2 separate regions of the Homo sapiens genome follow, and region 2 is linked to region 1. A link is a contact called in ENCODE Hi-C or POLR2A ChIA-PET data. All regions are on one chromosome and are shown on one strand. The core of a region is the stretch at or near the end of the contact, and the rest is flanking DNA. Distances in the headings are between cores, read along the strand shown. Region 1 holds the start of LINC02478 (long intergenic non-protein coding RNA 2478). Region 2 overlaps ITGB6 (integrin subunit beta 6).

The links. A loop is a pair of places that touch in the nucleus more often than their neighbours do. ChIA-PET counts read pairs that join two places held with the same protein, here RNA polymerase II (POLR2A). Pooled maps may share reads with other maps.
Region 2: a loop to region 1 is called in a map of endothelial cell of umbilical vein, with 9 times the contacts of the local background. The contact joins the enhancer-like site here to the promoter of LINC02478 in region 1. A Hi-C loop is called at or near these places in 2 of 168 maps with a recorded cell type or tissue (endothelial cell of umbilical vein and heart right ventricle) and 2 of 50 pooled maps. POLR2A ChIA-PET finds 5 or more read pairs at or near these places in 2 of 52 experiments (Panc1 and activated CD4-positive, alpha-beta T cell).

What each region holds. Positions count from the first base shown.
Region 1 is chr2:160,269,082-160,276,058 of GRCh38, forward strand. LINC02478 (long intergenic non-protein coding RNA 2478) reads right to left here and starts at 2,814. Exons shown (of 2, transcript NR_103775.1): 1 at 2,639-2,814. RBMS1 (RNA binding motif single stranded interacting protein 1) reads right to left here. Exons shown (of 14, transcript NM_016836.4): 13 at 6,549-6,633; 14 at 3,070-5,683. The coding sequence ends at 6,556. RefSeq lists an enhancer at 1,022-1,631.
Region 2 is chr2:160,153,544-160,160,520 of GRCh38, forward strand. All of the region lies in intron 7 of ITGB6 (integrin subunit beta 6), which reads right to left. Among named protein-coding and RNA genes, the nearest start is that of ITGB6, 43 kb to the right of the region's middle. Within about 2 kb of position 3,293, at least 2 of the 41 ENCODE cell types and tissues checked have a DNase peak (open chromatin) inside an H3K27ac peak, as active enhancers do; they include endothelial cell of umbilical vein, where a contact is called at or near this core.

The DNA of each region.
Region 1 (6,977 bases), core at 1,564-4,063:
TTTTGATCATACTGTATCTACAGGTCTGTTCCTAACACTTTTTATTCACGTTATATCCTAAGCATTTTCCATGTCATTAAAATGTCCTCATTTTAAAATGACTTCATATTATCTTGCATGTCTTTAGCGTAACTACTGTCATTTAAAAAATAAAGCAACATAGGGATTTTCACTGGCTACAAGTTCTAAGAATTGTGGTATGTCTGAGAAGTCAAAAAGGAACCGGCAGGGCAGGGGAGACAGGTGAAGTCCCAAGTTCTTCCTCCGGTTTTGGGTTTTATCCTGAGTCAACTGTGGTACATCTGGAAGGTGAGTTGATGATGTGGAGTGACCAGGGCTGACGAGGAAGAGTTAAAGCTGGAAGGAATGCTCAACCCAGAGAAGAGCAGAGCCATGGAGTCACGTTTCCACACTTGAAGTATGACTGACTGACTCTGTGGCATCCCGGTTGGCAGCACTAAGGCCGGTAAGTGGGAATTTCAAAGCCACAATTTGGACTCCTCTGCAAACAAGTTTGAGAGCTGTTCCCTAAAGCTACCTGATGCCCTGTGAGGCAGGCAGTGCCTGGTCCCTGGAGGTGTTCAAGTAGGGCAGGTGGCTTCAAGGATACTAGAGGATAGGAAATCCCTGCAGTCTGGTTTATGGTCTGGGTCCTGTGTGAGCACTGGAATAGCCTACATCAAATCTTAAGTCTCTCAGAGTCGCATAAAACAACCGAATTCTTTAATTCAAAGCCACGTTTTCAATTCTGAGCAGCCCAGAGACCTGCCATCGCTTTCTCGCGCCGAGTCACGTGGTCTGGCAAGGCGCGCGGTTTCCTCCCTAGCCGCCCCCAGCTGCCCTGAACCTTCAAAGTCACATTTCAGTCACTCCCCAGTCTGACCAACAACGCTCACAATGAGGGCGCTGCCAGCACAGGCGACGGCCTGCGCTCCAGTCTTACGAGGAACCCCAAATTCAAGACCCCTGTGACCCAGGCCTGTGTGCCCCGACAGGCTAAACCTCCGCCCAGGGGCTTCCCGATGTCGGCTGCAGCGGGTCTGGGTTTTCGGCCTGCAGAGCTCGCGTCTGACGGCTGAGGAACAAAACACCCTCCCTCTAGCGGCTCAAGCGCACACACCCTCTTGCCTTCCGCAGCCACCGAGCGAGTCACGGGAGACACTCTGGAGCCATTTTGCGGGGCTGGAATTCCTTCGCCCGGCGGAGCTCGGCGCGCACCCGTCAGCTGTGCCGAGGACCCTGCGCCCGGGGGGCCCCGCGGCCACGTGACCCCCATCTGGCTCTCGGCCTGGACTGAGGGGGCTGAGCTCATCGCGTTGCTATTCGAGGGGCAGAGACTGCCTGGCCTTCCTCAAATCCTGAGCTCCCGGCTCTCCTCCCTCCCCCACCTACTTGACATCTCAGGCTTTTTGTGGAAGGGGCAGGGCGATTGAGAGGTCGGTGACCTTTGTCCCAATGGCGCTGGCTCTTTTCCTTTTTGGCTACCCTAATGGAATGAGGATATAATCAGTCATATCTTAACATTCATTGAGCCCCGGCTCAGGCTGGGAGGCACTGCCTTTCTCCTAGTGAATTTTAAATCAGTATTTGTGGGATTTAAGCTCCAGCGGATAAACCTAGAGCCACTGGCCATGAAGGGTGTGGCAGTGGGGTGAAAAACGGGACTCCCGCCTCCACTCCCTGGCTTTCCTCATTCCAGCCACTATAGAGGGGAAAATACGTAGACCACAGAGCAACGGCCACACCCTCTTTCCTCTCCTCCAACCCCAGAATTCCACTTCAGTCTCAGAGCTTTCAGCTAGGTGGGGTTTATCCCCAAACATGCCACAACCCCTCTAGTTATATGGGAGCGGTAACTGTGAACCACCATCGCTGGCTTGATCCTCCCTTTTCCGTGGATTGGTGCTCCTGAGTATGTTTACCGGTTTCAGTACATAACACAGCCAGATAGAGGGCCGCGGACTTCAGCGGCGAGAAGCTACAACAAAAATAGGGTGAACAAAAACGAAGGTGCCCAGGAGCCTGAATTGCATTTCTTTCTTACCTTTGGTCATAGAAAGGAGCACTTAGGTGTTTGGCTGGAACGCAAAGTGAGACCAGAGCTTACATTCTTAGCAGCCTGGGTTTGTCTCGAGAGGCCATGCTTCTCTCCTCCCTGACATTTTGCTCTCAGAAGCACCAGTTAGCATCAGAGGAATGTTGTTTCCTTCTCTGAAACAGCCATCAAGTACCAGCGATTTCTTGGCTCCGGCAAGTTAAGTGCTCTGACCCCTCCCTTATCTAACTCACCCCGCACACCATCCACATGGCAGGGGACGCAGCCAGAAATGGAGCGGACTGCATCTTTTCCTTGCCCACTCTTTTTATCACCATGACAGAGCCACTGGACACCAGGAAATAAATACTGAACCACCACACTAAAACGTTTACTCCACTTTGGGCAGAAGGAGCCTATTTTGCATATTAAGTGCCTCCTATAAAGCAGTCAAGTGAGGGAAAGAGGAGTTCTCGCTCCTCCGTGAATGCTGCACGGGAGCCTCCAGTCGGGAACAGCTGAACAGGTAGCTCTGAAAGAGGACCTTGGTCATAAACGCATAGATAAGATTATCCCGAGGTTCTCGCCCACATGCTTCCTTACCACAGGTGGGAGGGCTGCTGTTAGGCTGTCTTCCTTGCTGAGCATTGACAAGCAATGAAATAGTTGAGGCGTAGCAGCAAGAAAGGAGGAAGAAAAAGGGCCTGGTTTTTTGGTCTTTAAGAACAGACCACTAGTGGTGTATTTTGGGCTGGATATTTGCTGAGCCGACCGTTGACGTGCTGAGCTGACGGTTGACGTGCTGAGCTGAGGGTTGACGTCTCTGGTCATTACACAGATTTAAATAACCAGCAAAAGTGGGGTGGAAAGGTTTTTCCAATTGTTTTCAAGGAAATGTATTTTGAGGATATATTGAATCTGACATAACTTTCAACTCACTTTCAAACCAATCTACTGAGCTGAAGAAAGAGATCAGAAATGAAATGAAATTCTGATATACACTTAATCGACTTAAAAAAAATTGACAGGAAAAATAAAATTTCAGATGTTTTTTATTCAAAGGTTCTCAAAAGAAATAAAACAGAAAAGCTAACAATCTGATCAAATGTACAGTTCAAAAATGTCTTTTGGCGTTTAACAACAAGTCCTAGGAAAGAAAACTACAGAGTTATCTTGAACCGGACAAATAAGTTACCACTGGCAAGTCTGTGGCACTAGTAAAACAAAAATAAAAAATTAACTCTCTTGATCATATAGATATCTCTATGAAAATCTTTTTTTTTCAATCTGTACAAAAGGTCTTTCTTCATAAATTAATTTTTTTATAATTTAATGGCTGTCTACTATGTGATGTTTAACTGATTTTTTTTTTTTTATGTACAGAGGTTATGTTTCCCAAATCTTACCCAGACGAGTATGGCACTTAGTTCAGACATTTCTAGCAGCAGATTTCCCCTCCCCTCTAACCGAGCTATCAAATTTCTGTCTTAACTAATGCAAAAATATCAAGTAGTGAGAGACCCAGGTTTATAACTGTACTAGGTACACAGAGGGTGCTGCGTTCAGTCTGGACTTTCACAAAGCAGTAATATTCCAGGGAGCATAGAACCAATAATACCACAACTTTAAAAAAATGAAACAAAAACAAAAACAAAAACACATTTCTCTTATGACTATGTAATTTTCACTAGAATCTACACTTCTCAGAGCAGCAAGGACTTTTGAAACTATGAAATGTCACTGACATCTATCATCAAATACAAGCATAAAATTTAAGAACTAAAAAATACTTGAAAGAAATAACTGCTTAGCCCTAGCTCCTGAGCTAGGAGGATTTGGTCTGTGGAAACAGGGAGGGCCAGCAACCTGTCCCAGCACAAAAGAAAATAGACTCTGAGGTAGATAACTGATCATACACAGCTGACCAGACAAGTACACAGTTTTGGAAGACAACTTAATTTACCATTGCTTTTAAAACATATGCAATTGCCTTAATAAAAGAGCTTTAATAACAGTGAATTATCTTATATGTACTAAAGTAGAAATAACTGTGTATTTATGAATCAGGAATTTCATAGTTTCAAAATTGGTTTTCTTTACACTTGAACACTTGTAGTGATGATGTAAAGTGTGGCACTGCTTGGATCCAAATCTTCCTTCATGCTTTTTTGTTTGTGTGTGTCCATACATCAATTAAAATTATAAAACCTAAATGCAAAGGTACAAAAAAGGCACATTCTCCTAACCGCAAACTGGTCCGGCAAAAATAAAGAGCACAGAAGATGTGATGCTGAGACAAGTTGGAGCTACTGGTTACTGGCTCTTCGGTCTTTGGTGAAGTTACCTTTAAAAGTGCCAAGTCATTTTTATTTTTCAAATTTACCTAATAGAGAGAGAGAGAGAGAGCTAGTAGCCAATCGTTTTGCTTCTATTCGTTATCTCAGCTTATGTTTGAAGATAAATCCTTACTTTTAGCTTTTGCCACTTTGTTGCAATAGCAACATTTTTCGGTTTGCCAGATTTCAGGCATAATTCTCATTCTAAAGCACTATCATTAGTATAAAGGAAGGACAAAACATTCAGTGACTCCCCTCCCCCACCCCCATCCCCAACCCCAACACTACCTACACTAAATCTAGTACATCAAGTTAGCTTTTTTTTTTTCCTGAAAAAAGGCAAAAAAGACTTTACATTGCATCATACAGCAGATATCCTAAATCAGTCAAACTATCAGAGGAAACTGTTGGCGTACAGCCTTACAAACAATTTACCCTAATAAAAGTTCCCCAGTCAGAAAATGTGTTTCACACAAAACATTTTTCCCTTCTTGCATTTCACTACCTTACACATTATGTGAAAAATCATTAAAAACACCTACTACATATTTAAAAAAGCCAAAATTTCAGCAACTTTTATTGACTACCTTTTAAAAGCCCTATGCTGCTGTTTTACAAGGCATAATAGACCAGCTCATTTGGTCAAAGCATTCTACATCATTAGTTTGAACTAACTTTTACTGAAACAGCTACAGCATCAAAAGAGTTAAGGCAAATTGGAATTCATAGAAAAGGATAAGACACTTCACACTACGTTGAAAGAAAGACAGAAAGCTAAGAAAAGAGACACTGACGGCAACACTGAATTACAGCAACACTCGCACTGCAAGCACAGAACACCATGGGTGAAGTCGGACTATTTAAACTTCAGAAAGCCCATTTCATACAGCTGGAAAAAAAAAACACAAATTAAACACAAAATGAACAAAACCACAAAAATCCGGTCATGCACTTGGATAAGTCTTCATGGTCTTTGTGCATACCCAGAAAATTGAAGTTTTCTTTTCTTTTTTTTTTTCTTTTTCTTTTTTTGCATCATAACATTTGATAAAAATCTTTTGTTTTTGTTTTTTGTTTTTTTTTTTTTACTAAAATAAACCTGTTCGGGGGAACAGCTACTAGATGAATTTAAGGGTTTTATGCACCTTATAGAACTTATAGCAAAAATAGTTTTAGTTGATTTCATTATAAATAACGTTTTCAAGAACCTGTGCAAAACTGTCAATAATTTCCTAAAGCACAATTGATCAGAAAAATCCATGATTGTTCAGCCTTCACACCCTTCTTCATGTAAGAACACCTTTCTGTACATCTGGAAGAGAAAAATAAAAGACAAATGCTTTTGTAGATTTGGTGTGAAACACTACAGAGCTTTGTAATCTGTTTCTTGTTTTAAAGAGATATGTGTTTGAAAAAGGTTATGCTCATCACTGATGGTAGACTGATAAATGCAGACTCTGGAACTGATGGTTACTTTCAATGCCTGTCACATCCAGGACTTGCAAAATACTTTCTTTTCTAATTTAGAGCCAAATTCATTTGGGTCTCTAAAGAGTGACTTTATGAAATCAAAAATACATGTTATCACCAGGGCAATCCAGAAACCAAGGTATTCTATATCACCAGGGCAATGCAGAAACCAGGGTATTCTAAGTTCTACACAGCTATTTTATTACAGTCTGCATGGTAAAGTGAAAAGTTTTGAAATTTGTGGTTCAAGTGAGAGTTGGGAATATAATCTTTCAATCTAAGGATATTGACATTTATCTAAATTCATAATCAAGATGTTGCTAAACTTGTAATGCTAGATTGAGCAACATCTTATGCTATAGGTCCTCCAGTTTCTGAGTATTAAAGTAATATGATATAGGATACTTGTATTATAGAACAATTTTGGTTCTTGGTGTTCTCTGATGTTACAGATTTTTATTTTTTTCTTTTTAGTGGGGAGAGTATACATTTGGCTTCAGTATAAAGCATTCTCTTTAGACAAAATGATTAATCTTAAATTCATAAAATCACTGATTTTAATATTTCAACAAGACTAGATGCCTTGGCCACGATTAAAGCAGTATGATAAAATCCGAGTTATCCCAATCACCATTCTGATTTTAAAAAAAGCCCTATAGATTGTGCTTGATTTGAGCCCCCCAGTTATGAAGACCTTTCCCTCATACCTCACAGTTACTTATTAGGTTGAAAGGTATATGGAGAATGGTCATTAGACGTCTCGACAGCCACCTGCTGTTGACCACTTGCCTCCTACAACAAACAAAGCAGAATGGATGAGACATGTTAGTGAAAAAACCTCAGCTCTGCTACTTAGGCCTGACTGAATCCAACAGTGCCTTAAAAACAGTTACTCTTTAAAGTAAATTTCTTCACGTCATGTAGAGCTTTCAAGGTTAATCATTTCCCTAAGCAGCTGGCATGTCTAACAGACCCAAAGCACCTCCCATCCAAATGTTTATGACTTTCCTATTCTTATCAAGCTACAGCATATCAAACAAATCTCTTACCCTCTTATCCCCTGGGGACAGATGTGATTTGGAATTCAGTATTTTCAGATTTTATAATCTGAAATGTGGTATGCATATGCTGTATAT
Region 2 (6,977 bases), core at 2,043-4,542, 120 kb before region 1:
TAAAACACCAAAAGCAATGGCAACAAAAGCCAAAACTGACAAATGGGATCTAATTAAACTAAAGAGCTTCTGCACAGTAAAAGAAACTACCATCAGAGTGAACAGGCAACCTACAGAATGGGAGAAAATTTTTGCAACCTACTCATCTGACAAAGGGCTAATATCCAGAATCTACAAAGAACTCAAACAAATTTACAAGAAAAAAAAACCCATCAACAAGTGGACAAAGGATATGAACAGACACTTCTCAAAAGAAGACATTTATGCAGCCAACAGACACATGAAAAATCGCTCGTCATCACTGGCCATCAGAGAAATGCAAATCAAAACCACAATGAGATACCATCTCACACTAATTAGAATGGTGATCATTAAAAAATCAGGAAACAACAGATGCTGGAGAGGATGTGGAGAAATATGAACACTTTTACACCGTTGGTGGGAGTGTAAATTAGTTAAACCATTGTGGAAGACAGTGTGGTGATTCCCCAAGGATCTAGAACTAGAAGTGCCATTTGACCTAGCAATCCCATTACTGGGTATATACCCAAAGGATTAGAAATCATGCTGCTATAAAGACACATGCACATGTATGTTTATTGTGGCACTATTCACAATAGCAAAGACTTGGACCCAAGCCAAATGTCCATCAATGATAGACTGGATTAAGAAAATGTGGCACATATACACCATGGAATACTATGCAGCCATAAAAAAGGATGAGTTCATGTCCTTTTTAGGGACATGGATGAAGCTGGAACCCATCATTCTCAGCAAACTATCACAAGGACAGAAAACCAAACACTGAATGTTATCACTCATAGGTGGGAATTGAACAATGAGAACTCTTGGACCCAGGAAGGGGAACATCACACAGCAGGGCCTGTTATGGGGTGGGGGGCTGGGGGAGGGATAGCATTAGGAGAAATACCTAATGTAAATGATGAGTTGATGGGTGCAGCACACCAACATGGCACATGTATACCTATGTATCAAACCTGCACTTTGTGCTTATGTACCCTAGAACTTAAAGTATAAAAAGAAAGAGTTGAACACTTATGTCCACACAAAAACGTGTACATAGATGTTTATACCTGCTTTATTCATAATTGGCAAAAGCCAGAAGCAACCAAGATGTCCTTTAGTAGGTGAATAGTTTAAAAAAAAAAAGGCTGTGGTACATTCATCAAATGAAACATGATTCAGAGCTAGAAAGAAATGAGTTATCAAGCTATGAGAAGACGGAGAAAGTTTAAATGCATATTATTAAGTGAAAGAAGCCAATCTGAAAAGGCTACATATGGCAGTTGGTATGGTTTGGATTTGGGTCTCCGCCCAAATCTCATGTTGAATTGTAATCCCCAATGTTGGAGAAGGGGCCTGGTTGGAGGTGAATGGATCATGGGGTGAAGTTTCCCCTTGCTGTTTTCGTGATAGTGAGTGAGGTCTCATGAGATCTGGTTGTTTAAAAGCATGTAGCACAAACCCCTTCTCTCTTCCTCCTTCTCCGCGCCTGCTTTTCCTTCATGTTCTTCCATGACTGTAAGTTTCTCAAGGCCTCCACAGCCATGCTTCCTGTACAGCCTGCAGAACTCTGAGTCAATTAAACCTCTTTTCTTTATAAATTACCCAGTCCCAGGTAGTTCTCTATAGCAATGTGAGAACAGACTAATACAGTAGTATTTTGACCATGTGGCATTCTGGAAAAGGCAAAACTGTGGAGCCAGTAAAAAGATGAGTGGTTGCCAGAGGTTGGGGGCCAGTAAGAGAGGGAGGAATAGGCAGAACACAGAGAAGTTTTAAAGCAGTGAAACTACTCTGTACGATACTACAAAGGTGGATACATAATAATTGTACATAACTCATAAAGTGTACAACACCAAGAGTGAACCCTAATGTAAACTCTGGACTTTGGGTGATAATGATGTATCAATGTAGGTTCATCATTTATGACACATGTACTACCGTGGTGGGAGATGATGATAATGGGGAAGGCTATACATTTATGGAGAGAGTAGGTATATGGGAAATCTCTCTATACCCTCTACTCAATTTGCTGTGAACCTAAAACTGCTTGAAAAATTTGTTTTTAAAAATTAAGAATTTTATTCTCAAAAGATGCCTTTAAGAGTATGAGAAGGAGGCACTCAGTGGGAGGAAAATATCTGTAGTACAAGCATGTAACCAAGGACATGGTGCCAGAATATCTAAACGATTCTACATATCAACAAGAAGAAGACATCTTAATCAAAATGGATATGCAAGTGGCAAATAAGTATGTGAAGTGTTCAACATCAGGAATCTCTAGAGAAATATACATTAAAACCACAATGAGATGCCACTGTGCACTCACTTCACTAGAATGGCTAAAATTACAAAACTGACAATGCTCTCATACACTTGTAGTAGAAGTGTAAATTGGTACAACTATTTTGGAAAACTAGTTAGCAGTATCTACTAAAGCTGAACATAAGCACACTCTGTGATCTAGCAATTCTACTCCTATAGAAATGGGCCAACAGAATGTATGACTATTCCAAGACAAATGCATAGAGAAGGATTCATCATTGTTGTCATCAAGGGGATGCTTCCGGGTAATCAAGATGCCACTTAAATTGCAGAAAGTGCAGGTAATTCTGAAAGGGGCTCAGTTCTGTTGGGTATTTGACCACAAGGAGTCATCAGCTCCTCATGGATTCCTCTACCCGAGGACAAAGCCAAGGGAGGTGTAGACCCAGCAGACTCCTTGGCTCTCACAGGAATCTCATCTGCCTCTTTCTATGCCTCTCCCCTTCCTCAGGAGCTGCAGTTGCCAACTCAGGGGCCTTACAACAGGATTGAGAGGTCCTCACAAGCCTCTTGACATCCCCAAGCACCTCCTGCATCCTCTGAAACCCAAGGCTCTCGAAGAGACCTTGTTATAGCCTCGGGATAGTGGCAGGAATGCATGGGGGAGTGGACCACATTGCTTTTTATCTACTCAGGGTTAGTGGGCTCAGGGAACCCTCAGTTCAGACAAAGCTAAAGGTACCCAAAACCTGCCTCCTACCACCACCAGGAAAAGAATAGCTAGAGCTAACCGTTAGACCTCACAGTTGTTCCCTTTCATTGTTCACAGAAGTTCTATTATTTAGGTACCATCATTATTCCTGTTTTATGGCCATGATCCTGAGGCTCAGAAAGTGTAGTTAACTTTCCTGATGTCATCCAGCCAGGAAGTAGTAGGGCTGAACCCATACACTCATATCCTCTTTCCTTATATTCTCTTTCTAGAGCCAGATTTCTTAACCACATCACTTCTGTTAGGTGCCTGGCAATGGCTATCTTCGACTTGTGATGTCATTCTTGACCTCCAAGGGAGGTTAATGAGTAAGCCTGACTGGGTATGTTCATTTCCTTGGGTTGCCGAAGTCCCACAAACTGGGTGGCTTGCAACAACAGAAATTGTTCTGTTCTGGAGGCTGGAAGTCTGAGCTCCATGCCCACCTCTTTATAGCTTCTGGCAGCAATCCTTGGAGCTCCTTGGCTTGTAGATGCAGCTCTCCAGTCTCTGCGTCCATTGTCACATGATGTTCTCCCTCAAGTGGCGGTGTCTCTGTGTCTCTTCATATAAGGACACCAGTGGTATTCAATTAAGGGTCTGTCCTACTCCAGTATGACCTCCTATTAGGTTAACTTATTATTTCCACAATGACCCTGTTTCCAAATAAGGTCACATTCTGTGGTACTGGGCATTAGATCTTTAACATATTTTTTAAAGGAAGAGGGGGACATGATTCAAACCATAACACTGCACTAGGGTTCTTTTGATTTCTTTAACCTAAAGCCTTAGTTTTAACTGGACAGGTAAGTACCTTGCCCAGTCACAGATGTAATACATGGTAGAAATAGGTGTTGACTGTATAGCCACGGTTCACTCTTCTCCACCAGGCCTCTGCCAGAGAAACTAGTGCAAATGCCAGCAGCAAGTGAGGGTGGGAATCTTATTAGAAATTTAAGATAATAATGCTGTATATATACACATGCCTATGTCTATATATGAACTTACAGATTATAGAACACTTATTATAAGGATTTAGAGATTATAGAGCACTTTTCTACCCAGAGCAAAAAGAAAAGGAGAAAAAGCGTTGTGGCTGTAATGACTTTCAAAGTCAAAGGCTACATTTTGAAAGAAATGTAGGAAGTAGCAAAAGCACAGAGGCAAAAAAAAAAAAAAAAAAAAAATCCTAGGGGAATGTATTGTGCTATTTATCTGGTCAAAGAAAAACAGCTCTTTGCTGGCAAAACCTCGCTTTTATGGAGCCATGTGCTTCTTCCAGAGCTAGGGGCGGACTGGGTTTGCTGAAATGAGTCCTTCTTCAGAAGGCTTTCTTCCCGTGAGGTCTTTCATTCTTGTGGGGTTTTATTCTGCTGGTTCTCACGTTCATTATCAGTAAATGCAGGGCTTCCAGTATTATGCAAAAGTTTACCCCCAGGCTCAACTGTGTTACTAGGACACCCAAGATTCCAAAAAGAACATGTAATTGTTCCTGGCACAAGGGTAGCATGAATGTCTGTCTCTGGGTTGCATGATATCTGCTTTGCCTTCAGGCTTTCGATTGTCAGCATTCCATAGGCAGGCAGGTAGTGATGGGAGTGTGCTAATTAGATCAGGTGCTTGATCTTGAAGTCTGCCCCAGCAATGACTAGGTTGTCGGCATCGGAACTTTTGAGCACTACCTGTCTTTCTCCCAGTCTGCCCAGAATGTAATTATCTTGTCAGCCAAGAAGCTGGAGCACACAGCTGAGCGAGTGCTCGGCAGCAGTAACAGAGTGATAAGGGAAGACAAATGGATCCACCGTGCATGACTGTTCTGAGACAAACAAATGCACAGAGAGGCACTGGAGAATGGAGACTTAGAGAACAAAGAGGCTACATTGAGTATTTTGTTCCTAAGGATACTTCAGATCTTCTCTTAATAAGATTACCTTGCCTTTGGAGAGGAATTGCAGACCTTTGCTGACTAATTCAAGTCCCAAAGCTTTAGAAAGCTCTTTTAAAATAGGAAGTGATGTGGGGTTCAGTAGCAGCCTATGTGCTTTGCAGGCCAAACGGCAGGTAATAAAACTTTGAAGGATGACTAGTAGGAAGAAAATGAAGGGGACGAGAAAATAGCAAGTAGGTGTATGTGCAAGGACTGCAAAAGAGGCTTCAGCTCTTGATATTCGAAGTGTGATTTGTGGACTGACAGCAGCAACATCATCTGGAAACTTGTTAGAAATGCAGATTCTTGGCTGGGCACGGTGGCTCATGCCTGTAATCCCAGCACTTTGGGAGGCTGAGGGGGGTGGATCATGAAGTCAGGAGATCGAGGCCATCCTGGCCAATATGGTGAAACCCCGTCTCTAATAAAAATACAAAAATTAACTGGGTGTGGTGGTGTGCGCCTGTAGTCCCCACTACTCAGGAGGCTGAGGCAGGAGACTCGCTTGAAGCCAGGAGGCAGAGATTGCAGTGAGCTGAGATCGCACCACTACACTCCAGCCTGGGCAATAGAGTGAGACTCCATCTCAAAAAAAAAAAAAAAGAAATGCAGACTCTCAGGCCCCAGCCCAGACCTCTTGAATGACAGTCTGCATTTTAAGAGGTCCCTGTCCCCCAGGTTGATTGGATACACCAGTTAAAAAAGAAAATAAAAAGAAAAAAACCACTGGTGTCTGGGTCTCAGCCCCAGAGATACTAACTCAATTGGATCAGGGTGTAGCCTACACATTGGGTTTGTTAGTAAAGCTCCCTACCTGATTCTAATGAGCACCTAAGTTTGAGAACTGCTGGTGTAGAACAGTCTATCAGAGGGCTTGTAGTGATTTGGAAAATAAAGGCATTAGGTTTTTAAATCTATATACCCACAGTTTATCCAGGGTTTTCAGCCTGTCATATACCTGTGACATCTATACCCAGCAACAAAAGTATTTTTGGATGCCTGCTACCCATAGAATAGCACCCTGCTTACTTCCCACTGCCTTCAAGATTGAAGGGTCTGGTTTCTGCCTACCTCTCCCGCTCCATCTCCTTCTACCCCTACTCACTCCAGGCCAACTGGCCTTTTTTCCTTTTCTCAAGCACACTGGGAACTGAGTCCTTTGCTGCCTCAGGGCCTTTGCACACGCCTTTGCCTCTTGAAAACTCCTCAGCCTTCAGCTCGCTTCCTCATTATCACTTCTGGAAAGGCACCTTCCATGAAAATTCTATCCAAGGAAAGTCTCACTTTCTCCCCCTTAATTATGGTCCATGGCTGCACACTATTCTTTTCCATTTCTTCGATAACACTATTAAAAGTTGTAATTGGTTGTTTTTTCATTAATTGTTTCTCGTCTATTTCCCCCTACTAGATTACAAGTCCATGAGGACAAAACAGTGTCTTTTTTTATTCTCCTCTATACTCCTAGGGCCTAGTCCAGTGCTTGACACACGGAAAACACATAAATATTTGTAGAATGAATGAACGAAGGCAGGGATTGGCTATGTCCCACGGGCCATATTTGGCCTGTTGCTTGTTTTTGTAAATAACTATGCTCATTTATTTATGTATTGTCCATGGCCGCTTTCATGCTACAATGAGAGTTGAATAATCATGACAGAAACCATGTGGCCACAATGCCTAACTTACTATTTGACCCTTTGTAGATAGGCGGCCAGATAAAATACAGAATGCTCAGATAAATTGGAAAGCAGAGAAACAATGAAAAATTTTTAGTGTACATGTGGTCCAAATATTGCATGGGACATATTTATACTAATAATTATTTGTTGCTTACTTGACATTCGAATTTAACTGGATCTCCTGGATTTTTATGTGCTGAATCTGAAAACTCTATAGAAAAAAGTGTGCCAACCCTTGAATTTATAAATAATTACCTCAACTGTTCAAGCTCAACAAATAATGATTCCAAAATTTTCTGTTTATTTTCTGAAGATTCAATAATGCCAAGAC